Linked DNA regions of Homo sapiens: region 1 is linked to region 2. Evidence: chromatin loops called from intact Hi-C (ENCODE). Cell type or tissue: ascending aorta. All regions are shown on one strand. Each heading gives the region's core, and the rest is flanking DNA. Links, peaks and the distances in the headings are about the cores only.

Region 1 (2,923 bases), core at 239-2,738, 560 kb before region 2:
GAAACTCCGGATCACATCTGAACATCTGAAGGAACAAACTCTGGACACACCATCTTTAAGAGCTGTAACACTCACTGTGAAGGTCTGCGGCTTCATTCTTGAAGTCAGCCAGACCAAGAACCCATTGGAAGGAATAAATTCCGGACCCACCACCACCCGTCCATGAGTCTCATCTCCCATGGCACAGCATATGGATCTCTATTATCGTGTTTCTGAGAGGCTGCTTTGTAACATTTTCATGATTGTGTTATGATTGTAGGTGTCTGACTCCCTAACCAAGATATGATTCTGAAGGGCTGAGAGTATGCCATTCATTTTTGTGTCCCCATAGAACCTGACATAGTGCTTTGAAGGCCACTGTCATCTGGAAAATATCCGTGGAATTTATACAAGCAGGGAACAAAATATGGCTAATTAATCCAGTTGGATGATTGATGTTAACAGACATTAGTTGCTGAACAGTGGGTACTCAGAGAGGTGTGGGCGGCTATTTTAAACCTGTATTTTAGAACATTGATTTCCGATTTTTTTTTTTTTTTTTTTTTGAGACAGAGTCTCATTCTGTCGCCTAGGCTGTAGTGCAGTGGTGTGATCTCGGCTCACTGCAAGCTCCACTTCCCGCGTTCACACCATTTTCCTGCCTCAGCCTCCCGAGTGGCTGGGGCTACAGGTGCCCACCACCACGCCTGGCTAATTTTTTTCTACTTTTTAGTAGAGATGGGGTTTCACCGTGTTAGCCAGGATGGTTTCGATCTCCTGACCTTGTGATCCGCCCACCTTGGCCTCCCAAAGTGCTGGGATTACAGGCGCGAGCCACCGCGCCTAGCCGGTTTCAGATGTTTTGAGGCAGACTGCTAGAATTATTATGGCTTATAATTCAGGCACATAGTTTAAAAATTTATTATCACGTCCTCTCTTTTTGTCTTAATATTAAAGATTTCAAATTCTAACAAAATAGCCTTCTCATCATTCAAACATACTTGTGTTTTTTATTCTTTAAAATTAACATTCATAAGATATTATTTGAGTATAATTTTACATCTTCAAACACTTTAAAACTATGAAGCTGGAAATCATTTCCCCAGGGAAAAGTGAAATGGTATTCTTTGTGACTGCTTCAAAATCTAGGGCCCAATGAGTTAGTAGATTCTAAACTTGGCAAGCCAATGTCTACTATTCCTAGTGGGAAATATTTTGGTTTTAACTTCCTTTGGATAATCTCCCAAGCTCAATGGGAAATAAACATACTCCAAGAATCAAGGCTCCTTTTAGAAATTCAATTTAAATTTTTTTTCAGGGATTCTGGCTCTGGCTCATTTTAACTTTTTTCCCCTCGTAATCAACATTTCATCCTTTTCTTGTCTGCTGCCAAAACCAGCCTTTTCCTGGGCTCCTAGAAATTTGAAACATTTTGGCAGGCTAAAGAGGAAAATGGGTGGGAGAAACTCTCAAAGAGGGTAAATGAGTAATGATGTTTCCACTTCCCAATATTCTAGGCCAGATTGTTTTTCTATGTGGGGGAAGAAAACCTCTGGAATCACTTCAAGTACTCCATAGGGATTCATAGAGCTGGACTTGTAGGGCTGGACTCACTAAATCAACAAATATTTAGCATGTTCTGGGAGCTTTAGTGCATATCAAACTTTTAAAAACTCAGTCCATACTCTTAAAAAGCTTAGATTGAGTTGCTGAGATAAAATGCTTGCCCTGTTTAATGGCAATATAACAAAAGAAATTACCTCTGAAAAGTACATGGTCAGTTGTCAGATGCATGGTAAAGACAGTAAAAGAAGAACTTGGAGAATGAGGGGATATTTGTAGACTTCATGGTAACATGAGGGTGATCTTAATTTCCAGAGTCCTTGGAGAGGAAATTGAAGTGTTAGACTTATCACAGAAGATGGGTATTTTGCTGGGTTTTGGAGGATTAGTAATAACCATTATTTTTTCTACCCATAAAGTGTTCAACACTGAGTTACTTGCTTTGCATGTATTCACTTTAGTTCTAACACTGTGCAACGTGGGTCTTACGGGATTTTATTAATGTTTCTCTTTTGTTGGGCTGGAAGTTCCATGATGACAGAGATGCATTTGTCTGCCTTTGGTCGCCCTTGCATCCTTAAGCGTAGTACAGTCTTTGGCAGATGGGAAGTACCTAATAATTATCTGTGGAGTACAGATGAGGGTCTGAGACTGAGGGTCTGAGGTGAACTAACTTGCCCAAGGTCACAGTGCCAATCAATGGCAAAGCTAGCATTTGCATCTTAGTCTATGTGGTTGCAAATCCTAAGGCCTCTTGTGGTGTAATGCTCTGAAGTGAGGGATAAGATTTAAATATCTGGAGAAAAATGAGATGGACAAGTGAGGTTGGAAAATAAGCACAAAGAAGATTATGGAGATAATAAAGGCTGATTTAGCTATGGGAGATTTAGGAAAACTAGAAAAACAAGTTGGAGTCAGAATATGTAAAACTGTATATTAGGCTCAAAACTTTCCATTTTTCTTTCAGTTAATGGAAAATAATAAAAAGTTTTTGTTTTAATTAGAGAAACATATGACAAAAATAACGTTTTAAGCAGATTTATGCAGCAGCTGTGCAAAGGAGGCTTTGGAAGGAGGAGCAGCTGAAGTCTGAGGCCAGTGAGGAGACTGTTGCAGTACTCTTGGCAGAAAGTCATGGTTTCGTGGTCAAGGATAACTGGGGCTCTCTTATAGGGAAATGGGTCCTTCATCGGATTAGTGAAAATGGAAATAGTTGGGGTAGGCAAGAGATAATTTGAAGAAAAGATCTTCAGGTGTTCATGACAAGGTATGGACACTTAAAACAATAGAAAATTTAAGGACAACTGGTTGTCGTGAGCCTGTGTAATTGGGCAAATAATAGCACTGTTGAGACGGTAGAAAGAAATCTTCTAGCAGATTT
Region 2 (2,923 bases), core at 192-2,691:
TAAAATGTAAAAAAACACCAAATATTATAACATAAAAAATAAAATTAAATAAGCAAATTTGTCACTCACAGAAGAAAAAGAAAAGCATAATAAGCTCAAAAACAAAGGAACAGATTACTAGATTTAAAGATCTAAAATTTTTTATTTCTGCCCATCGTAAAACCTCAGAAACCTAAATAGTAAAAACAAGCTGGATAAAATATATACAAGATAATTCAACTAAGAGCATGAACTGAACATTCAGAAAAATAAAAATACATATGGCTAACACAAATAATGTTCACCTTTAATAATCAAAGATATAGTAAAATTTAAAGAAAATGGCATACTTTTAGTTCTTTAAAATAGTTAACATTTTAAATGATAGGCCTAGCCAATAATACATTCTTTGTTCTTATGTTTTCTCAGGTTGATTTGGAAGTTAACCATTCAGTAAAACTGAGCTGCCAAGTTGTAACGAAAGCAAGTCTCGTACAAAATTCTCCCACACTTACAGTTATATAAACATTCATTAACAAGCAGGCAAAAAACAACCTGTACTGTAGTTTCACTGAAATGCCAGCATTGTCCTTTTAAGTGATCAGCCGCCCCACCAACATAAAAAAATAACTGAAACCAATTATGACAGCCTTCCAGAAGCAGGGCCTAGTACCCTGATAGTTAGCTCCAGACAACTTGAAAAATTCATAAATCAATGGGTGGCCACAGGACCATTTAGGGATCAAGCCTTGGGCACTATTTTAAGGGTATGGTAAGGCCTCACTGGTTTCTTATTCCATTGGCATATAAATATGCAGAATGTCTCTAACATGTTTTTAAAGAAATCATTTCTCCTGAAAACTTAAAATTTTGCCAAGCAGTGAAATTATCCTAATTTATAAGTCACCCACTTCACCAATACAAGCAAATTTCTGCTCAATCTGCTAATTTCCATACGGATTGCTAATTGAAACACAAAAAACAGAAGCACTTCTGTTAGCCTCCTGTGGAATATGGACTTCCTGATCAGAACTCCAGCTGGCTTTCTTTGGACTTCTGTACTATTGATTAGCACTTGGGTAATTGCTTAACCTAAAGAGATCTGCATAACCTATATAAAGGGAGTTATAAACATTGAATACCAGATGTTTACTCTTCTTCCACATGATTCCTCTTCTTACCCTTGTATTTTCTATGCATTCTGTATTTCTATGGAGATGACTGGAAGTTCCGCACAGTTCTGGCTCTATTCACAGTTCAGGTTACATTCAGCTTAGGTCCATCAACACTTATTTTGGTAAATCACAGCAAATGTCAAATTCTTCAAACCAAAAGAAAATCCCCAGTCTGTACAGAGTGATAATTATTTCTTTTTATGAAAATTTCTTACATACTCTGCTGAAAAAGATTATCCTATTTTTATGTTTTTGATGGTAGTCTAGTGTTTCATAATCTCAAACTTATTTCAACAGCCTTACCTCATTGCTCCCAGAGCCAAACAAGGTCAATGAGTAGTCGTTGGCAAGATACTCTGCATTGTTTACAATGCCGCAGCTATTTGCAATGATACCTGCCCATGTCGCCATCAACCTCAGGCTGCCTGCATCTTTGCCAGCAGCCGTCAGTGGAGAGAGGAACTAGTACTTCAAAGGTCTCAGTACGGCTCATAAAAGAGCAGGGGGTTGACCCAAGCCAAGATGAAGATTGTATATTTGTCAGTTATGTTTGACTATTTTGACAAGCTAATCCATAGAAACTCAAGATAACTGAGAGGAAGTCTACATTTAATAGCCCCAGAGAAGGCTACAGATAAATGTAAAAGAAAACTAAAGATCTCCAGGGGAAAATACTTAGTATCTCCTCCCCATCGTAGAAGAAAAAAGGGAAACAAGCCAATAGTACCACTTATGATTTAAAGAACTGACCACATATAACAAAAATGTTAAATATCCAGGGAACAAAAGTGAAAAACTGAAGGAGGGAAAGAAACCAAGCATTCAAAAGAGATGATGAGTAAGGCGGTGACAAGCTAAAGGCACTGCAAGTCTGGGGCACACTGAGTGTGAGAAGAAACTCTGAAGGGTTTAACAGGAAACCAGGATTTCCAGGAAACTAGAAGCCAGTTGAAAATTGATGCACATTTCAAGCCATTTCAAACAAGAAAAGGGCGAAATTAAATATGGGTTCAAAGGACAATTATACATCCAAAGGCCACTGCCCCAACAACTTGGAAATCCTTATACACCTAGATGAGAGTTCTTTTGCAATTCCTAGATACTAAAATGTTATCCACCCCAGTAGCCAGTACCTGGCTGCAGAGAACGTGAAGCTATTATCAGATTTTATGCTTATACCCAACCTGTTTCAAAAACAATATAAGGTTCCCTACAACAATAAAATATTGCAACATGAGAAGAGAAATAATTCAGGCAAAAAGACAAGGCAGAGCTTATGAAACGAAGCCAAGAAAAAATAACACACAAATCTTTACCAAAACATCTGATAACAGTAGTTCCCAATGTTTTTTAGTATGAGGTCACTTTTTCTAAAATCAGAAATTTTCATAGATCACCCTCAAATGACAATATGCCCCCCACAGCCATGATACCCAACAATTCTATTTACACAAGTAGACATTGATGAAAAATGCAATAAGCTACAATAAATTCAGTTATGTGAAATTGTATTTTATGAATCAGAAGTGTACCGATATGAATAGTAATAAATACGTAAATATTATTTTATTTCATAACAATATTGGAGATCCTTATCAATTCATGGATCTCTGCAAAAACCCTAATGCCCTGATTTAGCCATTCTATTTGTTTTCTAAAAATCTTTGCATCCTGTGTCTTCACAAATACAATGGAAGTTTTAACGGAAATTCAACAGGGAATAAAATGTGCCATTAAGACCTATTTTACAAACTACCACCAAAAGAACT

The links. Peaks named below come from ENCODE experiments on the same cell type or tissue, not always from the same donor. Only the 100,000 strongest peaks of a DNase experiment are listed, where the experiment ranks them.
Region 1: it touches region 2 in a loop (2.1-fold over the local background); 3 of 110 quality-filtered maps call a loop at or near these places.

The regions. Positions count from the first base shown.
Region 1 is chr7:16,966,210-16,969,132 of GRCh38, forward strand. LOC124901594 (a long non-coding RNA gene) reads right to left here. Exons shown (of 2, transcript XR_007060229.1): 2 at 970-2,923. Among named protein-coding and RNA genes, the nearest start is that of AGR3, 86 kb to the left of the region's middle. In ascending aorta, for the core only: no CTCF peak of the experiment used is centred there; a DNase peak (open chromatin) is centred at 1,392; H3K27ac peaks cover 1,610 bases.
Region 2 is chr7:17,522,976-17,525,898 of GRCh38, forward strand. All of the region lies in intron 1 of LINC02889 (long intergenic non-protein coding RNA 2889), which reads right to left. Among named protein-coding and RNA genes, the nearest start is that of LINC02889, 34 kb to the right of the region's middle. In ascending aorta, for the core only: no CTCF peak of the experiment used is centred there; a DNase peak (open chromatin) is centred at 1,556; H3K27ac peaks cover 777 bases.